Linked DNA regions of Homo sapiens: all the other regions are linked to region 2. Evidence: chromatin contacts called from ENCODE Hi-C or POLR2A ChIA-PET data. All regions are on one chromosome and are shown on one strand. Each heading gives the region's core, a stretch centred on a gene start or an enhancer-like site at or near the end of the contact. The rest is flanking DNA. Distances are from core to core; before and after follow the strand shown. Region 1 holds the start of PKMYT1 (protein kinase, membrane associated tyrosine/threonine 1). Region 2 holds the start of LINC01569 (long intergenic non-protein coding RNA 1569). Region 3 holds the start of THOC6 (THO complex subunit 6). Region 4 holds the start of KREMEN2 (kringle containing transmembrane protein 2). Region 5 has its middle 7.6 kb from the start of CLDN9.

Evidence for each region. A loop is a pair of places that touch in the nucleus more often than their neighbours do. ChIA-PET counts read pairs that join two places held with the same protein, here RNA polymerase II (POLR2A). Pooled maps may share reads with other maps.
Region 1: a pooled map shows a loop between it and region 2 (10-fold over the local background). The contact joins the promoter of PKMYT1 here to the promoter of LINC01569 in region 2. A Hi-C loop is called at or near these places in 4 of 50 pooled maps.
Region 3: a loop to region 2 is called in a map of naive thymus-derived CD4-positive, alpha-beta T cell, with 12 times the contacts of the local background. The contact joins the promoter of THOC6 here to the promoter of LINC01569 in region 2. A Hi-C loop is called at or near these places in 1 of 168 maps with a recorded cell type or tissue (naive thymus-derived CD4-positive, alpha-beta T cell) and 8 of 50 pooled maps. POLR2A ChIA-PET finds 5 or more read pairs at or near these places in 2 of 52 experiments (BJ and PC-9).
Region 4: a pooled map shows a loop between it and region 2 (6-fold over the local background). The contact joins the promoter of KREMEN2 here to the promoter of LINC01569 in region 2. A Hi-C loop is called at or near these places in 5 of 50 pooled maps.
Region 5: a loop to region 2 is called in a pooled map, with 7 times the contacts of the local background. The contact joins the enhancer-like site here to the promoter of LINC01569 in region 2. A Hi-C loop is called at or near these places in 1 of 50 pooled maps. POLR2A ChIA-PET finds 5 or more read pairs at or near these places in 2 of 52 experiments (activated CD4-positive, alpha-beta T cell and activated naive CD4-positive, alpha-beta T cell).

What each region holds. Positions count from the first base shown.
Region 1 is chr16:2,977,688-2,982,640 of GRCh38, reverse strand. It overlaps PKMYT1 (protein kinase, membrane associated tyrosine/threonine 1), which reads left to right and starts at 2,195. Exons shown (of 9, transcript NM_004203.5): 1 at 2,195-2,355; 2 at 2,729-2,993. The coding sequence starts at 2,984. RefSeq lists enhancers at 876-1,752, 1,753-2,628, 2,629-3,505 and silencers at 1,862-2,221, 2,232-2,461.
Region 2 is chr16:4,250,556-4,255,678 of GRCh38, reverse strand. It overlaps LINC01569 (long intergenic non-protein coding RNA 1569), which reads left to right and starts at 1,890. Exons shown (of 3, transcript NR_039999.1): 1 at 1,890-2,032; 2 at 3,645-4,357. RefSeq lists a silencer at 1,622-1,881 and enhancers at 2,112-2,321, 2,386-3,008.
Region 3 is chr16:3,022,665-3,027,543 of GRCh38, reverse strand. THOC6 (THO complex subunit 6) reads right to left here and starts at 3,509. Exons shown (of 13, transcript NM_024339.5): 1 at 3,179-3,509; 2 at 1,721-1,836; 3 at 1,556-1,620; 4 at 1,378-1,481; 5 at 1,256-1,293; 6 at 1,131-1,179; 7 at 957-1,028; 8 at 763-865; 9 at 628-677; 10 at 471-533; 11 at 264-374; 12 at 44-178. The coding sequence starts at 3,217. HCFC1R1 (host cell factor C1 regulator 1) reads left to right here and starts at 3,602. Exons shown (of 4, transcript NM_017885.4): 1 at 3,602-3,697; 2 at 4,014-4,070; 3 at 4,183-4,311; 4 at 4,546-4,879. The coding sequence starts at 3,603. The coding sequence ends at 4,681. RefSeq lists enhancers at 1-605, 3,187-3,496, 2,886-3,529, 3,530-4,174, 4,157-4,256 and a silencer at 3,567-3,766.
Region 4 is chr16:2,961,518-2,966,848 of GRCh38, reverse strand. KREMEN2 (kringle containing transmembrane protein 2) reads right to left here and starts at 2,574. Exons shown (of 9, transcript NM_172229.3): 1 at 2,235-2,574; 2 at 1,816-1,990; 3 at 618-709; 4 at 400-524; 5 at 54-207. The coding sequence starts at 2,328. RefSeq lists enhancers at 1,076-1,195, 798-1,757, 3,726-3,855, 3,342-4,339, 4,340-5,331 and silencers at 1,556-1,925, 1,996-2,245, 2,776-2,855, 3,406-3,535, 3,566-3,645.
Region 5 is chr16:3,002,767-3,007,891 of GRCh38, reverse strand. No RefSeq gene overlaps it. Among named protein-coding and RNA genes, the nearest start is that of CLDN9, 7.6 kb to the left of the region's middle. RefSeq lists enhancers at 1-294, 1,630-1,924, 3,730-4,024, 3,171-4,129 and silencers at 3,586-3,675, 3,686-3,785, 3,730-4,024, 3,772-4,065. Within about 2 kb of position 3,056, at least 13 of the 41 ENCODE cell types and tissues checked have a DNase peak (open chromatin) inside an H3K27ac peak, as active enhancers do.

The sequences.
Region 1 (4,953 bases), core at 946-3,445, 1.3 Mb after region 2:
TCTCCCTTTCTTTCCTTCCTTCCTTTCCTTTCCTTTCTTTCTTTCTCTTTTTCTTTCCCTTTCTTCCCTTCCTTTTCTTTCTTTTTTCTTTCTTGAGACAGGGCCTTGCTATGTTGCCTAGTCTAGAAAACTATTATTTTTATCCCCATTTTACACACGCAGAAACTGGGGCAGGCAGGATCGCAGCCCTAGTTTCCCTCACACCACGCACTTATCTGCTCCATCTACTTATTTCCATTTACATATATTTATATTACAGCCTTTCCTCACACAGTGAAATTTACATCGGAAGCATGTGTTTCCATGCTTTTTTTTTTTTTTTTTTAATTATCATTGTGAATCAGACTTTAAAAAATGGGCGGTTGGAAGGGGACCTGTTGGGGAGATGGGGCTGGCAGAGGTAGCCCTAGGCAGCTGGGGAGGGGCCTGTGTGTGCCCCAGGCCTCCTGGGGGCCAGTCTGGAGTCATCAACAAGGATCCTGCCTGAGTCACTGGGGCACAGCCGCCAGAGATGCGAAGGACAAGGAAAGGTGCAGGCAGGTGGGCTGCCGCCCCCAGCCAGGATCCCAGCCTCTCCTCCCCCACACTGCTGCTCCATGCACAGAACGTTTACAGAGGGTGCAGGAACTGAATGGGTGGGAAGCTTTGCAGTCCATGACCTGTCAGAGACTTGGGGAGGATGGAGGGTTTGGGGGACTGGTTCTGGAGGCCAGGGCTAGAAGGAGCAGGTAGTCAACAAGTAAACTCACAAACAAAAGATAGAACATCGGACAGAGATCAGGGCAATAGCAAAAATAAGGCGGAAGGAGAGGTGAGAGTGAGAAGGCCAGCGTTTGGGGGAGGGTTGGCCGGAAGCGTACTCCTCCCACCCAGTTAAACAGATAAAGAGCCCCTCGGTGAGGGAAGGAACAATCCCTAGCCCGACTTGCTCCGCGAGGGCCCCTGCTAATCACTTTAGGGGATCATCCCAGCGTCCTCAGCTGTTTTTTTTTTTCCAGGAGAGGAGACTAATCCGAAGCTCAGAAAGGCTCAGTGCATTCCCAAGGTCGTTCAGCCAGGAGAGCGCTGAAGGGATCTGAGCTGAGAGCAAGTCTCAAACTCAGAGAATGGAGGAGCTGCCCCGGAAGTGGCTGCTCGAGGCTGCAGTGAACTATGATCCTGCGGCCAATCGCGGTGGCTCACGCCTGTAATCCCAGCCTTCTGGGAGGCCGAGGCGGGCGGATCGCTTGAGGTCAGAAGTTCGACACTAGCTTGGCCAACATGGTAAAACACCGTCTCTACAAAAAAATGCAAAAATTAGTTGGGTGTGGTGGCGCGCGCCTGTGGTCCCAGCTACTCAGGAGGCTGAGGTGGGAGGAACGCTTGAGCGGGGGAGGCGGAAGTTACAGTGAGTCGAGATCGCCCCACTGCACTCCAGCCTGGACAACAGAATGAGACCCTGTCTAAAAATAAAATACATGAGCCGAGTGCGGTGGCGCGCGCCTGTGATCTCACATACTCGGCAGGCTGAGGTTGGGAGAACCGCCTGAACCTGGGGACTGCACCACTGCATTCCAGCCTTGGTGACAGTGAGACCCTGTCTAAAAAAAAAAAAAAAAGTATCTGAGGCCTGTTGGCAGGGAAGCTGCAGGCAGGCGAGGTCAGGCCAAGCAGAGTCCTGCCTATCTGGAGAGCTTCCTGGAAGAGGCGGCTTTTTCTGGCTCCCGAAGCCGTGCGCTAGGGGTTGGGGGTCGTGCGTCTGGCCTCCCACCGCGACCCTGGTTCAGAACACGGCCGGAGTGAGAAGGGGGGTGCCGGGACCCAGGAGGCCGTAGGGACTTCCTGGTCCTACCCGGAGTAACCCTGGGGCTACGCCTGCTCCGAGCACCGGGATGGCGGTCCCTTTTATGGACCCAAACACTACGCCAGCCCAGCGAGGGCGGTGGGTGTCGGGTGCGAGGCCTGGAGGGCAGTGGGCGTCCCAGGGACTGGGCGGCTGAAGCCCCGCGCAGCGACTCAGAACCAGGCCGCCACCCACGCCCCGGGCCAGCGCGGAGAATCCTGTGCGCCTGCGCAGTGAGCGGCGGGGCGGCTCGGCGGCGCGCACGCAGCACGAGGGGCGGAGCCTCGGAGCCCGGGCACCCCTGACGGGCTGCACTGGGGAGGGGGAGGAGCCTCGAGGCCGGTTTGGAATTTTTGGCGCGAGCAGCTCCGCGCGCGTTCACGGGCCGTTCCCCCTCACGGGAGTCCTCCGCCCGGGCGTCCGGAACAGTCGACGGCAGACTCCGGCCCGCTGAGCCACCCGAGGGGTCCCGTGGCCTCCGCGGACCCGGAATCTGGGCCCTCGCGGACCCGCGCCCCGCCCAGTCGCCCCAGGTGAGCCCAGACCCCGCCGTGAGGGGCCTCGGCGTGGCCACCTCGCCGCTCCCCTCCGCCTCGCCAGGTCTGCGTTACCCCTGCCCCTCAGGCCTCCCCGGCGGCCCGCTCGCGTCCCCTCAGGCCCGCCCCCGCGAGCCCCTGCCTCCCGTCCTCCCCAATTCCTGGTTCCCTTGCCTCGAGCCCCTTCCCAGCGGCGGTCCCGCCCTACTCGCCCCTCCCGGAGACCCCGCCTGCTGTCCATCAACCCCGCGCCGCCGCCCTCCCCGTGACAGTCCTTCCTCCGTGACAGCCCCTGCCCCGGGACAGCCTCTCTTCTTCTGCAACAGCCCCTCTTCCCTCGTGACAGCCCGTCCACTGCTCTGTTCGCCAGGGCTTCCCCACACCCACGGAGTGAAGTCAGCCGCGGCCCTGCCTGGGAGGAACTTACCGTCTACCGGGAAAGGTGGCCAGCAGATGTGTCGGGCCTGGTGAGAGGGTGAGGCGAGACGGCCCGATCGCCCAGGGCCCCGGAAGCTGCGGAGGTCACCCCCGCCTGGCCTTAGCTCAGGGACACCCTGGATTCACGTGGGAGCCCCTGCTCCTGCCTCCCCCGTCCCACCACTGAGGCTGTTGGGCCAGGCCAGTCATGCTAGAACGTAAGTCGTAGGGCAGGGACGGTGGGAGAACTGGGTTAAGATGCACAGGCCCAGGTCCCCGAGTGTGCCAGGGTTGGGCCTGGAGGCTGTGCTTGTGACCAGTGACCTCCAGGATCCCAACACCCTGGCTCCTGACTTGGAGAAACCCTGGGCTGGGACTCTGAGGTAGTTAGAGTCAGAGGAAGAGTCTCCACAAGATGGAGGGCAGCCTGCCAGCCAGGCCCAGGTAGCATCGCTCCCCTCACCCCTGTACTCCCTCAGGTACTGGAGACTGCTCTTTTTAATTTTTTATTTACTATTATGTATATTTTTTTGAGATGGAGTTTTGCTCTTGTCGCCCAGTTGGAGTGCAATGCCGCAATCTCGGCTCACCGCAACTTCCACCTCCTGGGTTCAAGCATTTCTCCTGCCTCAGCCTCTGAGTAGCTGGGACTACAGGCATGCACCAGCACGCCCGGCAAAAATTTGTATCTTTAGTAGAGATGGGGTTTCACCATGTAGGCCAGGCTGGTCTCGAAGTCTTGACCTCAAGTGATCCACCCACCTTGCCTCCCGAAGTGCTGGGATTACAGGCGTGAGCCACCACACCCAGCCGCTCTATTGTTTTTTATAATACTTTGGTGCACCAGCCTCACCAACATGGTGAAACCACATCTCTACTAAAAATATAAAAATTATTCTAGTGTGTTGGCACACGCCTGTAATCCCAGCTACTCAGGAGGCTGAGGCAAGAGAATTACTTGAACCTGGGAGTCGGAGGCTGCAGTGGGCCGAGATCATACCACTGCACTCCAGCCTGGGCAACAGAGTGAGACCCTGTCTCAAAAACAAACAAACAAACAATACCTTGGGGCATAAAGTGTTCCACGGTCCAATCCAATTAAATTTTTTTTTTTTTTTGAGACAGAGTCTCGCTCTGTTGCCCAGGCTGGAGTGCAGTGGCATGATCTTGGCTCACTGTAATCTCTGCCTCCCAGGTTCAAGCAATTCCCCTGCCTCAGCCTCCCGAGTAGCTGGGACTACAGGCATGCACCACCACACCCAGCTAATTTTTGTATTTTTAGTAGAGATGGGGTTTCACCATGTTGGCCAGGCTGGACTCGAACTCCTCACCTCAGGTGATTTACTCACCTCAGCCTCCTAAAATGCTGGGATTACAGGCATGAGCCACTGTGCCTGGCCAGATCCAATTAATTTTGAGCTCCTTTGACAGGGTGGCTTTTGAGGTCAGTGAGGTTTGTTCTGACAGCAGGCAGGCTCTTCCTAGCTAGCTCTTTCTCCACTTCTCTGTGGTAAACTAGCTGGCCTATGGTTCAGCTGGTTGCCCTAATGCGGGTACCAGTCTCTTCTTAATGGCGCACCACCAAAACTTCCACTGATTTTGACAGCCCCTTTAAACTTGAACTTCCCTACGCACTGTTTCAAATCAAGCCAATTTTCAGGGGGTTGGTGGGTGGGGAGAGCTCTATTTATGACCTACGTCTACCCCTAGGCTAAATCTCTGTCTGAGCCATGCTGTGGAACTGGGGGCAGGACAGCGGGGCACCTCTCTGAGTGCTGCTATTGCTTTAGGAGCAGGTCGCTGGGTTGGGCAGGAGCCTCTGGCCTTCTTGGTTGCCCTCTCCCAGTGTGGAGCCTCCTTCCTACAAATGAGCTGGGGCTCCATGTTCCCAGCCTGCCGGGCCTGAGATATAGCCTCTATTCTATGCTTGGGGGCAGGTGGAAGAAAGGAGCCCCTGGCCTGTCTGCCACACTCAGCTGGAATTTAGCCTCTGCCATGTGGAGCTGGGAGGGTTGAGAAGTGCTGAGAACCTGGCCCTCCTGGGCAAACACCCTAACCCTTGACGGGGAGCTGGGGGAGAGGGAGCCCTTCTTCTTGGCCACACCTGCCCCCAGTGCTAGGCGGGGGGAGAGGGGTGCTGGAGGTGGGAGGGCAGGAGTGTCATGGCTCAGGTGCCAA
Region 2 (5,123 bases), core at 641-3,140:
GTCCCCTCCTATGCCTCATGCTCACAGTGCTGGGTGCTTGGGGACTGAGGCCAGAGCAGAAGGCAGAATCACAGCTCACCCCACGATGACAGTGGACACGAACTCTTCACAGAAAGGCAGGAGTCTGCAGGTTTTCTTGGAATTTTACAGTGAACAATTCAATGGCACTTCATACATTCACAGTGTTACACAGCCTACCTGGTTCCAAAACATGTCCGTCACTCCAAAATGACTCCATGAAGCAGTCACTCCTTCCCCCTCCTCCCAGTCTCCAGCAACCACCTGCTTTCTGGTTTTAATATCTTTTTTAAAAAATTAAAGTAGTTGGCTGGGCGTGGTGGCTCACACCTGTAATCCCAGCACTTTGGGAGGCCGAGGCGGGTGGATCACATGAGGTCAGGAGTTCAAGACCAGCCTGGCCAACATGGTGAAACCCCAACTCTACTAAAATACAAAAATTAGGCTGGGCACAGTAGTGGTTCACGCCTGTAATCCCAGCAGTTTGAGAGGCCGAGGTGGGCGGATCACTTGAGGTCAGGAGTTTGAGACCAGCCTGGCCAACATGGTGGAACCCCGTCTCTACTAAAAATACAAAAATTAGCCTGGCATGGTGGCGAATGCCAGTAACTGTGGTCCCAGCTACTGGTGAGGCTGAGGCAGGAGAATCACTTGCACCGGGGAGGTGGAGGTTGCAGTGAGCTGAGATTGTGCCACTGCACTCCAGCCTGGGTGACAGGGCGACACTCCATCTTAAAAAATAAATAAATAAATAAATAATTTTTAAAAATGAAAGTAGTTACATTTAGTAGAAGTCACACTTTCTGATTTTTGGTTTTGCGTGTTTCCTACACGCAAATGCATAGTTTCCTACCCACCACTATGATCAAGATATGATTTAAAGAAAAAATAAAACAGGCCGGGTACGGTGGCTCACGCCTGTAATTCCAGCACTTTGGGAGGCCAAGGTGGGCGGATCACCTGAAGTCGGGAGTTCGACAGCAGCCTGACCAACATGGAGAAACCTTGTCTCTACTAAAAATACAAAATTAACCGGGCGTGGTGGCGCATGCCTGTAATCCCAGCTACTCGGGAGGCTAAGACACGAGAATCGCTTGAACCCAGGCGGCGGAGGTTGCGGTGGGCCGAGATCGCGCCATTGCACTCCAGCCTGGGCAACAAGAGCGAAACTGTCTCAAAAATAAATAAATAGATAAATAATAAATAAAACCAAAGCAAAATAAAAAAGATATGAATTAGTTCCTTCATTTCCAATGCCCCCCATGCCTCTTGGTGGTCAACCCAGCCCCTAGGAGCCACTGATCTATGTTGCCATAGTCTTACCTGTGACATGTCATAGAAATGGGATAACCCTGCCTTTTGAGCCTGGCTTCTTTGCACTGCAGCCAATTTTCTCTTGCTGAGATTATCCAGCTAAATTTACATAGGATCTGGCCCGGCACAGCGACCCCTTTCGGCCAGGTGCGAAACGGCAGGCCCGACGGTCCCCACGCAGCTCCTAAGAGGATCAACAGAGGGCGCAGTGCGCCCGGAACGCCCAGCCCCTGCGAAAGCGGAGGCTCCTCTCTCGGTCCCTGCGGGACAGCTCAGTTCTCATAGGCCAGAGGCGTGGCTTGGGGGCGGGCCAGGGGAATCCCACCTCCCCTTGCATGCTCAAGCGCGCCGGGCGATGGTAGGCGGTCTCACCCGCAGGCGGTGGAAGTCAGGGGCGCGGCTGCGGCCCCGCCCCTTCCCGGACTCGCCCCGCCCGTCCCCTCGCCGCGCATGTTCCCAGACGCCTCAGGCCATGGCGCGCGCGCTCCCGCCAGCACGCACGTCTGGCCCCGCCCCCGCGCCTGGCGCCCGCGCGCTCTCTCGCACGATCTGCTCCCGGACTCCTTCAGCGCGCTGCCTGCCTGCCCAGGGCCTTCCCGGAGAGCAGGTGACGGCGGCCTCCGGGCATGGAGCTCGCGCTGACGAAAGGTTCTGGAAGCCGCCGTAAAAAGTAATCAAGAAACGGGTGACAGGACTTTTCGTAAGACATTTAATTTTTACCCAGAGTATCCGAAACATTGCCGTGTCAATCTCAGTGCGATGGGAGACTGCCGGCCCCAAGGAGCTGCTCGTCCTTCTGCCGAGTTCCGGCCCGGACCCGCGGAGGAGGAGACCGCCGCGCCGGAGCTCGGACCTGACGTTTTTGTGAAGCACAGGGGGCGTGGGAGGGACCGGATCAATGCGGCACTCAACAAAACCTGTTTTTAAAAGAGTCGTGCTGTGTCGCCCAGGCTGGAGTGCAGTGACGCGATCTCGGCTCACTGCAGCCTCCACCTTCCGGGCTCAAGCGAGCCTCCCGCCTCAGCCTCCTGAGTAGCTGGGATTACAGGCACACACCTCCAGCTCGGCTGTTTTATTTATTTATTTTTTTTTTGAGACGTAATTTAGCTCATGTTGACCAGGCTGGAGTGCAGTGGCGCGATCTGGGCTCACCGCAACCCCCGCCTCCCGGGTTCAAGCGATTTTCCGCCTCAGCCTCCTGAGTAGCTGGGGTTGCAGGCATGCGCCACCACGCCCGGCTAATTTTGTACTTATAGTAGAGACGGGGTTTCTCCATGTTGGTCAGGCTGGTCTCGAACTCCCGACCTCAGGTGCTCCGCCCGCCTTGGCCTCCCAAAGTGCTGGGATTACAGGCGTGAGCCACCTCTCCAGGGCCAAAAGCCTTTTATTGGAGTACTGGGTAACACATTCAGAAGAGGGTGCATAGCTTAGGCGCTCCGTGAATTTTCACAAACTGAACATACACCCAGGTAGCCAACACCCCCAGCAAGCCCCAGAATCCCCTCATGCTTGCTTTCTGCCACTATCAAGCAGTTTGCTTTCTTTCAGATTTTTAAGTTTTGAAATAATTATTGAAATGTACAGGGAGAAGTCTGGGTTGGTGGTTCTAACCTGTAGTCTCAGCTACTAGAGAGGCTGAAGGGGGAAGATGGCTTTAGCCCTGGATTTCTAGACTAGCCTGGACAACATAGCAAGACCTCATCTCTATTTGTTTTTGAGACAGAGCCTCGGTCTGTCACCCATGCTGGAGCGCAGTGGACCTCCGCCTCCCGGGTTCAAGTGATTCTTCTTTCTCAGCCTCCCGAGTTATTTGGGATTACAGGTGTGCGCCACCACGCCCAGCTAATTTTTTTGTATTTTTAGTAGAGACGGGTTTCACCATGTTGGCCAGGCTGGTCTTAAACTTCTGACTTAAGGTGATCTGCCCGTCTCGGCCTCCCAAAGTGCTGGGATTACGACGTCAGCCACTGCTCTTGGCCTATCTTTTTTTTTTTTTTTTTTTTTAAAAGAAAGAGATGTATAGGGAGATCACCCAGTATCCCTCAGTGTTAACATCTTGCATAGCTACAGTTAGCATAGAAGCCAGGTAATTGACATTGGTACTGTACATGGGACTTACTCAGATTTACACGTTTTTTAATGTTTTATGTGTATGTAGTTCTCTATTCTCTACCATTTTTATGAGAGTTCCAGTTGCCTTGCATTCCCACCAGCACTTAGTATTGTCAGATTTATCATTATTTAGGTATTCTGGTAGGTGTATGGTGGAATCTCACCATAGTTTTAATTTCTTCTCTTTTTTTAAAAAATAGGAACAAGGTCTCACCATGCTGCCCAAGCTGGTCTGAAAACTCTTGTCCTCAGGCAGTCCTCCCACCTCGGCCTCCCAAAGATCTGAGATTACAGGCATGAGCCACCACACCTGGCCTTGGTTTTAATTCCTGTCACAGTATATTAGTTTTCGCTGTTGTGTATTGATTGATTGAGACAGGGTCTCGCTCTGTTGCCCAGGCTGGAGTGCAGGGGCATGATCCCAGCTCACTGCAACCTCCACCTCTTGGATTCAAGTGATTCTCCCGTCTCAGCCTCCCGAGTAACAGGAACCACAGGTGTGTGCCAGCACGCCTGGCTAATTTTTTTTTTTTTTTTCTTGAGGTGGAGTTTCACTGTTGTTGCCCAGGTTGGAGTGCAGTGGCACAATCTCAGCTCACTGCAACCTCTGCCTCCTGGGTTCAAGTGATTCTCCTGCTTCAGCCTCACGAGTTGTTGGGATTACAGGCGCCCGCCACCACGCCCAGGTAATTTTTGTTTAGTAGAGACGGGGTTTCACCATGTTGGCCTGGCTGGTCTCGAACTCCTGACCTCAGGTGATCCACCCACCTCGGCCTCCCAAAGTTGTGGGATTGCAGGCGTGAGCCACTGCGCCTGGCCTAATTTTTCAATTTTTTGGTGGAGATAGGGTTTCACCATGTTGGCCAGGCTGGAGTTTTGCCTGTTCTAGAAGCTTGTATCAGTCATACAACACGTAAGTTCTTTTTGTCTAGCTTCTTTTGCTCAACACAATATCTCTGAGATTTATTTATGTTTTTATGTAAACATAAATGTTCATTTTTCTTGCTAAGTACTATTTCATTGTATGAATAGACCACAGTTTGTTTATCCATTCACCTAGTGGTGGACATTTTATTTATTTTTATTTATTTATTTATTTATTTATTTTTGAGACAGAGTCTTGCTCTGTCGCCCAGGCTGGAGTGCAATAGCTCAATCTCAGCTCACTGCAGCCTCTGCCTCCCAGGTTCAAGCCATTCTCCTGTCTCAGCCTCCCGAGTAGCTGGGATTACAGGCACACACCACGACACCCTGCTACTTTTTGTATTTTTAGTAGAGACAGGGTTTCACCATGTTGGTCAGGCTGGTCTTGAACTCCTGGCCTCGTGATCCATCCACCTCGGCCTCCCAAAGTGCTGGGATTACAGGCATGAGCCACCGCACCTGGCCATGGTGGACATTTATGTTGTTTCCAACTTAGGGCTATTATAACTAGATTTTAGTAGCTACCATCCCCCAAATGCATGGTACCAATTTTCTCTCCTACCAACAGCATGTAAGGTGACAGTTCAGGAGAAGTGTCCTAAGCATGTGTCATGGACCCTGTTTGGGGGGTGATTTCTTTGAGGCGGGGCCAGGCATTCTTGGTTCTCTGTGGCCTCCCCTGCCCTATTTTTTTTTTTTTAGATGAAGTTTCACTTTTGTCACCCAGGCTGGAGTGCAGTGGTGCTATCCCGGCT
Region 3 (4,879 bases), core at 2,260-4,759, 1.2 Mb after region 2:
CACCCCTGCCTCCCAGCCGCTCCGCGGCCCCTGCCGGACCCACCTTGCACTCAGGCGCGGCAGGCTGCTGGTTGAGGCTGAGGCTGAGCAGCCCTGGGGAGGAGCCAGGCACCTGGGCCTTCAGCTCCCCGCTCAGCTGCCACTGGTTGACGCAGCGGCCCTGGCCAGCTGACAGAATCTGCAGAGGACAGGGAAGGTGCTCAGGGGTCAGGACTGAAGGGAAGAGTCAGTGGGGGTGGCAGAAGTGAGACACAGGGCCTCACCAGGTCCTGGTAGAAGGTGACGTGCTTCTGTGGCGCCCGGATGGGGAAGATGGTGGTGGGTGTGGAGGATCGGAGGTGCCAGAGGGTGAGGGCTGGGCCCCCTCCACAGACCTGGACAGAAAGGTGGGAGTCCCCAGCTGTGAACCACAGGCCCACAGCTGACAGGGCCCGGAGCTGCCATCCCATCCCACAGTCTGCCCAGCTCACCATCCAGTCGGAATCAGTTGCCAAACATCCAATCCAGCGCCCATTGTGGGGCCTCGAGCACTCCTGGGATGGGGAGGGGAGGAGGGAAAGAGGTGAAGACCTGGAGAATTCAAGGAGTTGGGGGAGAAGAGGACAATGGCCACGGTCACACCCTCACCTCGTGCTTATAGACCTCGATCGTCTGGACCTCCTTGGCTGTGCGCAGGTCTGCGGGGAAAGAACTGTGAGTGGTGCCCCACTTGCCTCAGCCTCCTTCACTGCCATCTTGCCCTCCAACCAGCCACCTGCTTACCCCAAAGTCGAACAGCTCCATCCTCGCCACCTGACAGCACCTCTGGGCTCCTTTCCCGCAGTGCCAGGCAGTGGATGTAGTCTGTGTGGCCCCGGAGGACCCTCTGCATGTAGAGGGGCGATGTCAGGAGGAGACCTAGGAAGAGTGCCTCTCCCTGACCTAGACCTGCTCTAGGGCTCCAGGACCCTGCTCACCGTGAAAGTCCCAGTTTCAAGGTCCATAGTGTGCAACTGACAGTCTCCCCCAGCCAGGATGAGGGAATTCTCCTGTGGAGGAGCAGGATGAGGCAGAAAGTCAATGTCAAATCAGGATAGGCAGAGGGTGAAGGATCAAAGTTTGGACCAAGAACAGTCACATGGGGCTCAGACCTTGGGGACCAGCAGCAAAGCGTTGATCTCAGGCACTTCCAGGCTGGTCCTGGGGAAGGAAAGGCAAGGTCAGTGAGGAAGTGGCTTCACCCTGATGCACCCTCTATCCACGTGGCCCTGCTCACCTGTATGGAGGCTGACGACGCCACAGCTCCTTACAGCCCTTCAAAAGAGAAAATACCAGGTGACCTCAAAGGCTCTCTCTGGGTCCAGGCACCCCAGCCCTTTCCCAAGCTCGACTCCTTACCTTCTTGAGCATCTCCGCCCAAAGCCAGGCCTTCACCTCCCCATCCCCAGCACTAAGCAGATGTCGATCGGTGGAAACCATGCTATAGACGGGCCCATCATGGGCTAAAGAGAAATGCAGAACTGAGTGAGCCAATCCCACCCAAAGTCCTGAAGCCAGACTCCACAGGTATACCCACCTTGGAAAGTCACCACCGGCTTCTTACTTTCCTCTTTGGCTTCTGAGCTCAAAGCAGAGGACAAGCTGCAGGGACAGCGGAGGGGACCCAGGAGTCAGAAACGGGGGCATCCGTCCCATGAGGGCCAAGTGCCAGGGCTAATGGGTGGACAGCGGCAGAGGGTACCTGAAGATGGCAATCTGCCCGTAATTGTTGCCAGCCGCCAGAAACTTCCCACATGGTGAGACGCTCTGGGAGAAGATGGTCATATGGAGCCGCTGCAAGGCCTGGAACACCTCTGTCTGCAGGGAAAGACTGGATGAGGCCTGCCTGGGACGTATGAAACCTCCCATCCACAGATTCCTCCCTGCTTCCCCCAAAACCTGCCAGGCCTCCCACTGTCCTGACTTCTCAGCCTTCTTTTGAGGCGGCCCCGCCCCAAGCCAGCACCTGCCCATGCAGTCCCATGGGTGGCTCCAAGAAGACACTGAAGAAGGGGAGAGTTGAGGTGATGCCTCAGGGACCTCTGAGCAAGCACCCAGGCCTCTCCTGCCAGCTTCCTCAACTGACAAATGGAGCTCACAGAAGATTCCATCACAATTAGATGAGCTAGTGTATAGACAAGAGCTTTACATGGGGCTGTCACTCAGTGCTTAAGCCGGGTGTGGTGGTTCATGCCTGTAATCCAGCGCTCTGGGAGGCCAGGAGTTTGAGAGCAGCCTGGGCAACATAGTGAGACTCTGTCTCAAAAAAAATTTAAAAATGTGGGGCCGGGCGCAGTGGCTCACGCCTGTAATCCCAGCACTTTGGCAGGCCAAGGCAGGTGGACCACCTGAGGTCAGGAGTTCAAGACCAGCCTGACCAACATGGAGAAACCCTGTCTCTGCTAAAAATGCAAAATTAGCTGGGAGTGGTGGCGCATGCCTGTAATCTCAGCTACTCAGGAGGCTGAGGCAGGAGAATTGCTTGAATCTGGGAGGCGGAGGTTGCGGTGAACCCAGATGGAGCCACTGCACTCCAGCTTGGGCAACAAGAGTGAAATTCCATCTCAAAAAAAAAAAAAAAAAAAAAATTTGGCCGGGCGTGGTGGCTCACACCTGTAATCCTAGCACTTTGAGAAGCCAAGGCAGGCAGATTACCTGAGGTCAGGAGTTCGAGACCAGCCTGGTCAACATGGTGAAACCCTGTCTCTACTAAAAACACGAAAATTAGCTGGGCATGGTGGCACACGCCTATAGTCCCAGCTACTTGGAGGGCTGAGGCAGGAGAATCGCTTGAACCTGGGAGGCGGAGGTTGCAGTGAGCTGAGATCGCGCCACTGCACTCTAGCCTAGGTGACAGAGTGAGACTCTGTCTCAAAAAAAAAAAAAAAGTGCTTTGCAAGAACTAGAAAATTAAAAAAAAAAAAAAAGTACCTCTACTACCCCAACATAGAAAAACGTACTGATTTATAATTCCTACTCTCTGACTTGCGTTAAGCCCCTGAAGCACTTCTGGGTTACTATCCCGCCCCCCTGGTCAGAGTCTGAGTCCCACAAATAGCCCAGGCAAAACAGGGCTCAGGGCACGATTCCCTGCCCGCCCCGTCCCAGCCATGCGTGAACTACAAACCCCAGAAGGCAACGCGCACCACGTCCGTCTCACCTGACCCAGAGGCACCGCGAGCGGCACAGCTCGCTCCATCTCCAGAACTACAAGTCCCAGAGTGCTCCGCGCGCGACGCAACCTCACGAGGCCTTACGTGCCTAGAGCGGTTCCTCTCCGTGGCGCCCTACCGCCTTCGGCGCGAAGGTGGCTGGTGCGTACCGTCCCGAACCCTAGGAGCCGAGGTGAGCGCCGCGAAGACCCCCGACATTAAGAAGTGGTGTCCACCGCAGCCCCCTTAAGCCGGATACCCTCCCCCACCCCGAGGAGCAAGCCTGCCTTCCGCCACGCGCCGCCCGTCTTCCGCGCCCGCGCAGAACCTCGCGGCTGTGCCCGCCTAAAGCCACGCCCATCCTCTCTTGGCCACGCCCTCAGAGACTCCTCCCCTGTCGCCCAGATCCCACCCGCAGGACCCCAAAACCCAATGATCCTGCAGCAGCCCTTGCAGCGAGGCCCCCAGGGAGGGGCCCAGCGCCTCCCGCGGGCCGCCTTGGGGGTGACTTGGGGCCTGGACGCCAGGTGCGTGTAGGGGACCAGGGTGGGCCTGACCAAGGGCCGCAGGAGCTTTGGCTGGGTGCTCAGGACTGGTCTGCAGGATGAATACGGGGTGGGGCGAATCGGCGGGGCTTAGGCGTGAGCTGAGATGGGACTGGGGCTGCGGCTGAGGGTCGAGACTTCCGAGGTACCCTGCTGGATGGTCCAGGAGAGCGGGGACCGGCACCAGCTGAGACAGGAATGGGCTTGGGGCTCCTGGCTGATGCTGCAGGCTTAGGCGGGCAGATCCTTGGGAAGGGGCCAAGAGGGTGGGGTGCACCAGGCTCTCTTTTTTTCCCAGCTCCCCTCTCCGAGGAGCTGTGCCCATGAGCACCAAGCGGCGCCTGGAGGAGGAGCAGTGAGTTTGGGGGCAGGGAGGGACTCCCAACAAGATCTCTGTCACCTCTGGTCCCCAACAGGCTGCCTCCTGTGTCAGTATCCCAGCCTGCCTCTCTGCCATCTCTCCCCAGGGAGCCTCTGCGCAAGCAGTTTCTGTCTGAGGAGAACATGGCCACCCACTTCTCTCAACTCAGCCTGCACAATGACCACCCCTACTGCAGCCCCCCCATGACCTTCTCCCCAGCCCTGCCCCCACTCAGGTAGGTTCCTCCACTGGCCAGGCCTTCTGCAGAATCACAGGCGGTCCTCACAGCTGACCTCAGGCCCTGCCTCATCGTGCCATTTTTAGCTCTAGCTGACCTCTGGGTTGTTTCCCATCTTGGCTCTTTGGAAAGTGCTGGGAACCCAGGAGCCCCTGGGGACCTGGACCTGGTGGGAGGTGCTCAGCTAGGCCAGCCTCAGCTCCATGCCCTGACAGTCATTTCCTCTTCTAGGAGCCCTTGCTCTGAGCTGCTTCTCTGGCGCTATCCTGGCAGCCTCATCCCTGAGGCCCTCCGTCTGCTGAGGCTGGGGGACACCCCCAGTCCCCCCTACCCTGCAACCCCAGCTGGGGACATAATGGAGCTCTGAGTGCTGGTGGACAGTGCCCCTCCCACCTTCCTTCTTCCCCACAACAGAAGAGACCAGCGACTCCCGCAAAGGGACAAGGTTCCTCCCTCTCCTGCAGAGTAGGCATCTGGGCACCAAGACCTTCCCTCAACAGAGGACACTGAGCCCAACGGAGTTCTGGGATGGGAGGGGTGGGAGCATGGGAAGGGAGGCATCCCA
Region 4 (5,331 bases), core at 1,325-3,824, 1.3 Mb after region 2:
CCAGGCCCCACCTCGAGGCCCGCCCAGGCCCCTGGTCCCCGCCCACTCCTCACCTTCATAGACGCCCAGCCGCCCATCGCCGCCACACAGCTGTCCAGGGTGGCCGAAACAGATCTGGTCACAGTCGGTGGCGGGGGCCAGGCGTCCCCGGGCCAGGTCGCTTTCAGAGCCACAGAAGCAGGCGTAACCGGCCTCCACGCCCGCCAGCTGGGAGCACAGACTGGGTGACCCCAGGGCAGGGGCTGGGGTAGGGGTGAAGTGGTGGGGGCCTGGGGTCGGGGTGGGAATCGGGCTGGAGGTTCAGAAACCGGTGTCTGGGTTTGGCAACCGAGTGTTGGGAGTTGAGTGTGGTCTTTAGGTCCAGGTCAGGGGTCACTGGTCTGGGCCCGTGAGCAGTACCTGGTACCCCTTCATGCGGCAGAAGCGTAGGCACACCTGGACCGTGAGCTTCGTGGAGGTGCCGCTGGGGCCGCTGAGGGCTGGGGGTGCCCCTGAGTCCACAAAGCATCCCAGGTAGCCTGGCACTGAGGGGGCAGAGTCAGACTTCCGTGACTCCGAAAACAACCCTCCTCCCAGATGCAGCAGCGTTCCCACCTCTGTCCAGCCGCGCTACTCACTGTGACAGGAGGGGATGTCGCAGTAGCGCCAGTAGATGCCCTCCTCTGTCTCAGCCACGTAGCACCACGGCTGCACGTCACCGTCTGGGTTACTGCGGGTGGGAGGGAGGTGGTGGGGCTCCCACCACCCCAAGAATAGCAAACCCAGGCCCGGCCCCGCAGCCTATGCTCAAAGTGGCCTTCAAGGCTCTGTGCCTGTGAGCGGCTGTGCTGCCTGCTGTACACCCACAAATTCCAGTTTTGTCTACGCAGAACTCTGCCTGATGAAGGAACTGGACGTCGACTTCCGAGTGGACAGCGGGAAGTCATTAAAGGGGACTTGAGAGCTGTTTTTAGGCTTCAGCTGTTGCTAGACTTGACTCCATATATGAGGACTTTGAGGCCATCTGTATTCTTCACCCCCACCCGGCATGGGCCTCAGCCACTTCCGTCCCTCAAACCCCACTTTTTTTTTTTTTTTTTGAGACGAGTCTCGCTCTGTCACCCAGGCTAGAGTGCATTGGCGCGATCTCTGCTCACTGCAAGCTCCGCCTCCCGGGTTCAAGCGATTCTCCTGCCTCAGCCTCCTGAGTAGCTGGGATTACAGGCGCCCGCCACCATGCCCCGCTAATTTTTTGTATTTTTAGTAGAAATGGGGTTTCACCATGGTAGCCAGGCTGGTCTCGAACTCCTGACCTCAGATGATCCGCCTGCCTTGGCCTCCCAAAGTGCTGGGATTACAGGCTGAGCCACCGCGCCTGGCCTCCAACCCCACTTAAAAGCAGAAGTGAGCTCCTGAGCTTTGCGGCTCTCCTCCCGCTGGGTCCATCCTGCCTCAGACCGTAGCTGTGGCTCTGAACCCCAAAATAAGTTGTATGACAAGAGCCCCACTCTGACAAGGCCCCGCCCATTCGGCCCCCGCTCTGACCAGGCCCCGCCCATACGGGTCCTTTGAGTGCCCAGGTCCGTTTCTCTCCTGGCCCTGAACTGGAGCTCTGCAGAAATTGTTCACCTGAGGAGGATCCCTTTTGCGCCAGGGTTCCGCGCGCCCCGCCCCGCCCCGCCCCGCCCCTCATTCTGGCCCCGCCCCCAGGTTCTCCAGGAGGCTGGGCTGCCAGTCCACGGCAGACCTCCACCCCGCCCGCACGGAGGCCCCGCTTCGGGCCATCCCTGCAATGGTGAGCCCAGCCTCGCCCCCAGCGCAGGCCCCGCCCCTCACCGGCAGAAGTTGTGCGCGCCCAGCCCCCAGCGGCCGTGGGGGTCGCTGGCGCTGCTGTAGCTGTGTTGCTGCGTCTGGTCCCAGAAGAGGCACGGGCGGCCCGCCCCGCGCGGGCCAGTGCGGTTCTGGTGGCCGCGGTAGTCAGCCCCATTCACCTGGAAGCATTCGGACAGGCCTGCACGGCAAAGGCAGGGCCTGGGGAGGTCCGGACCCACGCCGGGCATCCTCGCGCCCCTACGCCACCTCCCGCCTGGGTCCCCAGCCAGCGACCCCGCACCCGCCCCTGCAGGAGCCCTCGGGCTGCTCAGCTGCTCCGGCCACCTGCTCTGTCCCCCTCCCTAGCCTTGGGGGCCTGGCCCTGGGGGCGGAGGCCGAGGAAGGGGTGGTGAACACGGCCCGACAGCCGTGCGGGGACTTACCTGGACTGTGCAGGCTCCCAGCCGAGGCCCCACGCGGCTGCAGCAGCGGGAGGAAGAGGAGAAAGAGGAAGCCCTGCAGGGCTTGTGTCCCCATCGCTCTCAACCAAGGATAGGTCACCCTCGCCCGGACACGGCCCGGGCTGCCCCCGGGGTCGCTTCGGGGTCTCCCAGGAGACCTAGGGGGCGTTGTCCTCTGACAGTCTCCCCTCGTCCGACTCTGAGCCGCGCTTTCCGTCTGGGGTGGGTAAATCTCTCCTGGGGGTCTTTGCCTCCCAGGGCCTCTGCCCCTAGAGGCGTCTCTCTGTCCCTGTCCCTACCCGGGTCTCTCCGGGGGGAATCTGGCCGGGGGCGTTCTCAGTCTCTGTCTCAGCGAGCTCTGGGCGGTGCCTCAGCCTCTACGCCCGCCCCCTCCCACTGAGCCTAGCTCTCGGCGTCTCCCTCGCCCAGGTCTCCAACGGGCTGACTCCTGCCCGCCTCGCATCCCTCCGTGGGTCCCTCCCCCTGGGTCTCTCCCTCCCCCCATGGGAGGCCGGGAAGCCCCGCCCAGCACTGGAGCGGAGGCAGCAGGTCCAGACGCCTCCCACGCCCGTTCCCCCGACCCCGGGCGTCCAGCGCTTCCCGGCCCCCTCTCCCTCAGGTCGGTGCCGGTTCAAGTGGGAAGGTGTGGAGGGGGACAGGCGGGGCAAGCGGACGGAAGGCCCTTAAAATGGGAGATACAGAACCCCCTCACGTGGTCGCACGCGCCCCAGGACACCCGGAATGTCCGAGTTACAAGCGCCCTCCTCCCAGTGCACGCACGCGCTCGCACTCTCTCCCATTCATTGCCAGGCGCTCACGCGCACACTTTCTTCGGATCCGCACGCCCCTCCCGCCCCTGGTCCAGATGCCGCTGGCCTGACGGAGGAAGCTCCACTCCCTGCCCCCGCGCCCACGAGACAGGCGGGAGTCGTGGACGCTCAGTCCGGGACAGGCAGGGGCAGCTGGTGTCTGGGGAGAAAGGCAGCTGCGCCCCAGGTCCCAGTCTGTCCCCTCCTCCTCCCCCTGCCCCGCCCTTCCCTGGGACCCCCAGCCCAGACTCTCCCGAGCCTTCACACTGCAGTGGAATTCCCCCAGCCGTGCCCCCCACCTGGCGGGGGAGGGGGAGGGGAGCAGGCCCAGGCAGGCGTGGGGGGAAATTCCCCGCCCCCTCCCCCTGGGCCCGACTCCTCCGAGTCCTCTGATCTCCCAGCGCCACCCGCCCGCTGCCCCCAGGGCTTGGGGGGAGGCCAGCGCAGGTGCGTGGGAGGGCGGAGGCGGGGGCCGGGGGAAGGAACTGGTGGGGGCCGGGCGCCCAGAGCGGCCCCGCCCCGCCCAGACCTCTTTGCCCCTCAGTCCAGCCTGCCCAGCCCGCACCAGGCCCTCGCCAAGCTGTCGAGCCCAGGCCGACCAGTCCCCGCCCTGCAGCCCCCACACCGTCTCTGCCCCGGTGTCGATGGAGAAGAAAGATGGGGTTCAGGGAGGTTCTGTCAGGCCCAGGCACCCACTGCGGTGCTGGGACCCGCGAGGATCTTCCAGCTGGCGCCTCACGCGAGTGTGCTCTGGAGGAGGGGCGTGGAGCCGAGGTGGGGGCATTTGAAGGAGATGGACTTGCTGAGACTCTAGGCCAGGGTCCTGGTCGCCTCCTCCGGGAGCCCTCTCAGAGGCCAGGCTGGCCCGGCTCACTGAGCCCTGAGCTGGGGCCTCCAGCACCCACGGGCTCCCTGGAACCCAACTGCGCTTCCCGACGAGGGAGCATCCGGGACCACCTGTCTGCCCGGTTTCTCTTGGCGGGGGCTCAGTGAAGTCCTCCCGGGCTCCAGTCCACAGAGGATGTCCTAGGGGCAGGCCTGCACAATGGCGGTGCGTGGGGAGCTTCACCCCCACAGCCACAGCCATCTGAGGATGGGGCAAGGTGGCGACAGGGACAATTAAGGACTCTGTGCGGAAAGGGGGCCGGCTTGGGACGCTGGTGGAGGAATCAGCCCCTTCCCTTGAGAGAGTAGGGTCTGAAAGAACCGTCCCTCTGTCCCTGGCACTGTGACACCCGGTTCGGTTGGCCCAGGCCTGTCTCCTCCAGAGGGGGCAGGGGGTGAGAGGAAGTGGGTGCTCAGTGCTGAGGCTGGGGCACTGAGATGGAGTGGGGTGGAGTATCCCTGCGGCAAACTTCAGTCTCAGGTCACTCACGGAAACTTCCAGAACTAAGAAGCCCACCCCCCACCACTTCCCCAGCATTTGGCACTCAGGGCTCTGCAAGCAGCGGCATGTCTGCCCTCCTGACGCCCTGCGAGAGGGGACAGGCTCATCTCCCCATTCTGCAGATGGGGCGCAGAGGTGGTAACTGGGTGACTCGTGGGCGTCACCAGCTATTAAGCGTTGGAACTGGGCTTCAAGCTCCGCCTGGTCTGATCCAGGGGCTGGGCGCTGATTCATGCCTCCATGTCGCTTCCAGGGTCTCTGATTCTTCAGGGACCTCTGGGCACACAGAGATACTCTCTCACATGCTCTGAGGGGCTCCTCACCCCTCGAATGTCGTTGCCGCCAGCTGACACTTTGGAAGCAGGATCTCCAGCAGCCCATTTCACAGACAGGGAGACTGAGGCCAGACTGGGGCAGGGGTCGGCCTGGGGTCCCTAGGGCCTGACAGGCTTGGCATGTCATCTCTGAGGGAAGCAGATGCACAGGTGCAGATTGGCCACATGGGGGCGGCAGAGAGAAAGGAGCCAAAGAGGTAGGTGCAGAAGCAACCCAGGGGCCAGCCTGGCATTTCTCTCCTATGGGACATGGAACACAGGATTTGCCCTGCCCAAGTAGGGAGAAGGTGAGAAGTTGGGGGACCTGGGCAAGAGGAGGGACCAGGCCACTTTGCCCCAGTCAGCCCCCCAGGAAGGGGAGGAGCAGGCTCAGCCCTGCCCTTCTTAAGGCGGTGCAGGGTGGCCGTGTTTGAGCCCAGCCCTTTCCTGCCGGGAGCTCTGGGTCAGGGCCAGACCCGGTGCAGTCAGGACGCCTGGGTTCCACCTGGGGCTGCTCAGCTGCCCTTGGTCTTCTTGCTTTTTTTTTTTTTTTTTTTGAGACGGAGTCT
Region 5 (5,125 bases), core at 1,807-4,306, 1.2 Mb after region 2:
CTAGCCCCCCTAGGTGGGCTAAGAGAGCCTCCTGAACCTCTTTCCCGACAGGGCAGCGGGGCAGGGCCTCTCCTTCTTCTGGGCCTCCCAAGCACCATCCCGTTCCTCCTTGTCCCAAATTCTTCGAGGCTCCCAGTACAGGGAAACCTCTGCAGAAAACTGCATTTGGATCTGATTACGGAAGAGGCCCCCTCCACCAGCTGGCTCACTCTCATTGCCATGTCCCTGGCAAGGGAAGTGCCCTTTGCTCCCCACTTGCAGGGGGCAGCGGGCTGGACTCCCAGAACCTCATGCGAGCCCCACCCCAGGGCTCCCTGGGCAAGTCACAGCTGCCCAAACCTCAGGTGCTCCTGGCTGTAAAGCAGAGAGGAGACAGCTCTGCTTCAACCCTGGCACATCCCTGGACTGGCACCTTGGGGATCGAGGTGGGTATTGACTCAAGACAAGCATATTTTGTCAAAAGCATAATGGAGGTTTCACTTGTACACCTGGGCAGACTCCACTGACTGGGTAACAATTAACTTTATTATCAGTAGTAACTGTCAGTTTCAACCAGCAGCAGTTATCGCTCCCACCCTTTGAGGGTGGGGGCCCCGTGGCTAATGCTGTCTTTAAGAATACACATCTGTGTACTTCCTGTTTCTTAGCTGAGAGAGGAGGCCTCAACAATATAAAGCGCAGGGAGCTGGGGAGCGGCAAGCCAGTGGGAATGGGCACCTGGCCATAAGTCAGAGAAGGGGAAGGAGAGTTACTTTATTCTCTTCTGGTGCCAGTAAGAACTTTATCAAGGTACTAGTGCCATCAGCTCCTGCCCAAGGGCACCCAGGGCCCCAGGTCAGCATGACGGATTTAAGACACATTACGTTCTGGGAAGACGGCTAGGAAGGTAGGTCAGCCCCACAGGGGAGAGGACACTGCATGTCCAGATGGGGGCACGCAAAATGATACCTCCACCCTCTAAGCCCTGGAATCTGTGAATGTGACCTCACTTGATAAAAGGGCCTTTGCACATGTAATTAAACTAAGGATATCAAAATGAGATTATCCTAGGTTTCAGGCGGGTCCTACCTTCAACGACAATCCAACCTCTTACAACATAAAAACAGGGAGATTGGAGACAGACATGGGGAGAAGGCCATGTGAAGACGGAGGCAGGAACTCCTGTGATGCGGCCACAAGCCACAGAGGGCCTGGAGCCACCAGGAGCTGGAAGAGGCAGGAGGGATCCTCCCCTAGCACCTGTGAAGGGAACAGGGTCCTGCCCACACCTTTATTTTTGACTTTTGGCCTCCAGAATTGTAACGAATACATTTCTGTTGTTTGAAGCCATGCAGTGTGTATAAATTTGCTACTGCGGTCAGGCCGGGCGCGGTGGCTCACGCCTGTAATCCCAGCACTTTGGGAGGCCGAGGCGGGAAGATCACGAGGTCAGGAGATCGAGACCATCCTGGCTAACATGGTGAAACCGCATCTCTACCAAAAATAAAAAAAATTAAAAAATAAAATTTTTACTGCAGTCACAAAGAACTAGTACACTGCCCTTCTTGGTGGTGGGTCCCGGGCTCTCCGAGGTCCCCCAGGGTCAAGGTTGGCTTTCTGATACCAGTCCTAGGCTGCTGGAGAAGAGCCCACTGAGAAAGAATTTTCGCCTGATTACCTGAGCTCAGGCCACCTAGGGAACAAAGAGAACTTTATTAAGTTGTAGAGGCTGCACAGAAACTGGCAGGTGGGGTGCAGGCAAAGCTGGAGAGAACAGGAGCTTCCTCTCAGGGCCCAGCCCGGGTGGGGGTGGGGGAAGCTCTCCTGTCCCATGGGGATGACTTCACAGCCCTTGCATGTGACCCTTGGGTCCAGTATCGATCCCCACCACTGCTTCCCTGGTGCGCACAGCCAGCCCGACCCCTGGATCTGTTTCAGTTGAAAATTTGACTTCTGAAGACTTTTCAAAGGCCGGGCGCAGTGGCTTATGCCTGTAATCCCAGCAGTTTGGGAGACGGGCGGATCACCTGAGGTCTGGAGTTTGAGACCAGCCTGACCAAAATGGAGAAACCCCGTCTCTACTAAAAATAGAAAATTAGCTGGGCGTGGTGGCGCATGCCTGTAAACTCAGCTACTCAGGAGGCTGAGGCAGGAGAATCGCTTGAACCCAGGAGGCGGAGGCTGTGGTGAGCCGAGATTATGCCATTGCACTCCAGCCTGGGCAACAAGAACGAAACTCCGTCTCAAAAAAAAAAAAAAAAAAAAAAAGACTTTTGCGGCAGGATCAGAATTTTCAAGAGCCATACACTGAGGATGGCCTTAGCCATGGCATCCAGACCCTTTATTTATAAGAGAAATGAAATATTTGGATATAGTTAAAGCACTTTAAACTTTTTTTTTTTTTTTTGAGACGGAGTTTAGCTCTTGTTGCCTAGGCTGGAGTGCAATGGCACCATCTCGGCTCACCCCAACCTCCGCCTCCCGGGTTCAAGCGATTCTCCTGCCTCAGCCTCCCGAGTAGCTGGGATTACAGGCATGTGCCACCACGCCCGGCTAATTTTGTATTTTTAGTAGAGACAGGGTTTCTCCATGTTGGTCAGGCTGGTCTCAAACTCCTGACCTCAGGTGATCCGCCAGCCTCAGCCTCCCAAAGTGCTGGGATTATAGGCGGGAGCCACCGCGCCCGGCCCAGCACTTTAAACTTTTGTTTTCATACCCTTGATCCCCATTTCCTTGGACACGTGCTGTGGGCCCCGCCCGCTGCCCTGATCACTAGCCAGGTTATCAGCCCAGGGGACGGGTTACATTCTCAAATAACCTAGCAAGAGGCCTGCTGGAGGGCAGCAGGGGAAAATGGAAGACCCGAATCTTTAGACAAGTCTATTTTCAGACTCGCTCCTTTCTCTACCAAACCTGAGCTGCTTCCGATTCTCCTTCTCTCTTCCCCAAACTGGGCTCTAACCCCCGTCCTCTGAATCCATGCCCGGGGAAGGTGGCTACGGGCACTGGCCCTGTCGGGGGCTGCCTACTCACCCGCCGCGGGAGGGGCCAGGTCAGCAGGGCGGCGACAGGAAGAAATGCGGGGACAGGGGCACGGGCGGTGGCAGGGGAAAGGCGGACAGCAGCCATGGGTCGCGGGTCTCGGGGGCCGTCAGCAGGCTGAAGGGAGAGGGTCGCGCGGGCAGCGGCGGAAGCGGATGCGGCGGCGGCTCGGAGACCAGGGGCGGGCGGACGAGCGCGCCCACGGGCCCAGGGGCTGAGGCGACGGCGGACACGGGCAGCGGAAGCAGCGGTAGGAGCGCGGGCGGAGCGCGCGGGCGCGGGCAGGCGCGGCAGGTCCTGCAGTGCGAGCACGGCGGCGGAGAGCGCGGGTGAGCAGGCTTCGGGCGGCAGCTCGGGCAGTGCCAGATGCGCGCCGGGGCCCCAGGGCGCCAGCGGCTCGGGCCGCAGCGGGAGCGCGGGCAGCGGTGGCAGCTCGGCCAGGGCGAGAGCGGAGGGCGTCGGCGGCCCGGGGCTCAGGCCGGGCGGCAGGCCGGGCAACGGCGGGTGCGGCAGGGACGGCGGGGGCAGCGGGGTGGGCGGCAGCGTCGAGCGGGCCCGGCCCAATCGCGAGTGGGCGCGGGCGCGGGCGAGCCGCGGGTGCGAGCTGGAGCGGGGCAGCCGCGCCGCCAGCTTGGCTGCGGCCGCCACCCCGGTTGCGGCCGCCAGCCCAGGGCCCCAGAGCGCGCCGCCAGCCGTGACCTGGTACCTCGGGAGGTGGCCAAGCGCCGCACTCCGAGCGGCCCAGCCAATCGCAGATGCTCGCCGCCGCACCCCAACCAATCACGGGCCAGTGCGCTCGCGGTCTACGGGTCCCACCCGGCAGCTGTCAAGGGCTACCCTTGGCAGCCAATCAGAGATATGAGCGCGCTCCGCCAAGTTCTTCTTCCCGCCCTCTCCTGGTCCCAGCCAATCGCTGTGTCCCAGGTGCCGCAGCTGCTCCCCGCCCTCAGCTAGCCTGGCTATCAGGCGCTGCACACGCGCAGTGGGCGCCCCCACCTGGCTTGAGGATCTGCGGATTCGCTGCGACACCGAGGCGCGGCGCCTCACCAATTTTTTTTTTGTTTGTTTTTTAGGTGGCTTTTTTGGGGACTGAGCCCCTCACTCTGGCGCCCAGGCTACATTGCAGTGGCGCGGTCTTGGCTCAGTGAAGCCTCGACCTGCCGGACTAAAGCAGTTCTCCCGCCTCAGCCTCCCCAAGTAGCCGGGACTACAGGTGCACGCCACCACACCCGGCTAATTATTATGGTCTTTAAATTTAAAAAAAAAATTTTTTTTAGACGGAGTCTCGCTCTATCCCCCAGGCTGGAGTGCATTGGCGCAGTCTCAGCTGCAACCTCCGCCTCCTGGTTCAAACGAGTCTCCTGCCTCAGCCTCCTGAGCAGATGGGATTACGGGCGCCCGCCACCATGCCCGGCTAATTTTTGTGTTTTTAGTAGAGACGGGGTTTCGCCATGTTGGCCAGGCTGGTCTCGAACTCATGACCTCATGATGCACCCGCCTCGGCGTGCCAAAGTGCTGGGATTACAGGCGTGAGCCACCGCGCCCGGCCTAATTATTATATTTTGTGTAGAGATGGAGTCTCACCATGTTGCCCAGGCTGGTCTCGAACTCCTGGGCTCAAGCGATCCGCCGGCCTCAGTCTTCCAAAGTGCTGGGATTCCAGGCATGACCCACCGCGCCCGCCCCCCGACGCCACCGATGTGGAGTGTGAGATTGTCCTCTCGTTGCTGTTTACCCATTGCAACTCAGGTATGAGGATCCTGTGTGGATGGGTCAAGGTGCACAGATTTCCATTCAGTTATCTTATAAGAAAGATAAAACGATATCACAATTCAAAAGTAAAGTTTGGTGATAATATACTTAGCATTTGTGTTAAAGTTCCTAAGAACAATTGTAAATGACAGATGGGTGCGAATCTGGTAGCTCAGAACAAAAAGGATAAAATGGTCAATCTATTCAAAATTGGAATATAGAAACTTTTTTTTTTTTTTTTTGAGACAGGATCTTGCTCTTTCGCCCATGCTGGAGTGCAGTAGTGCCATCATGGCTCACTGCAGCCTCGATCTCCTCGGCTCAAGTAATCCTCTCACCTCAGCCTCCCAAG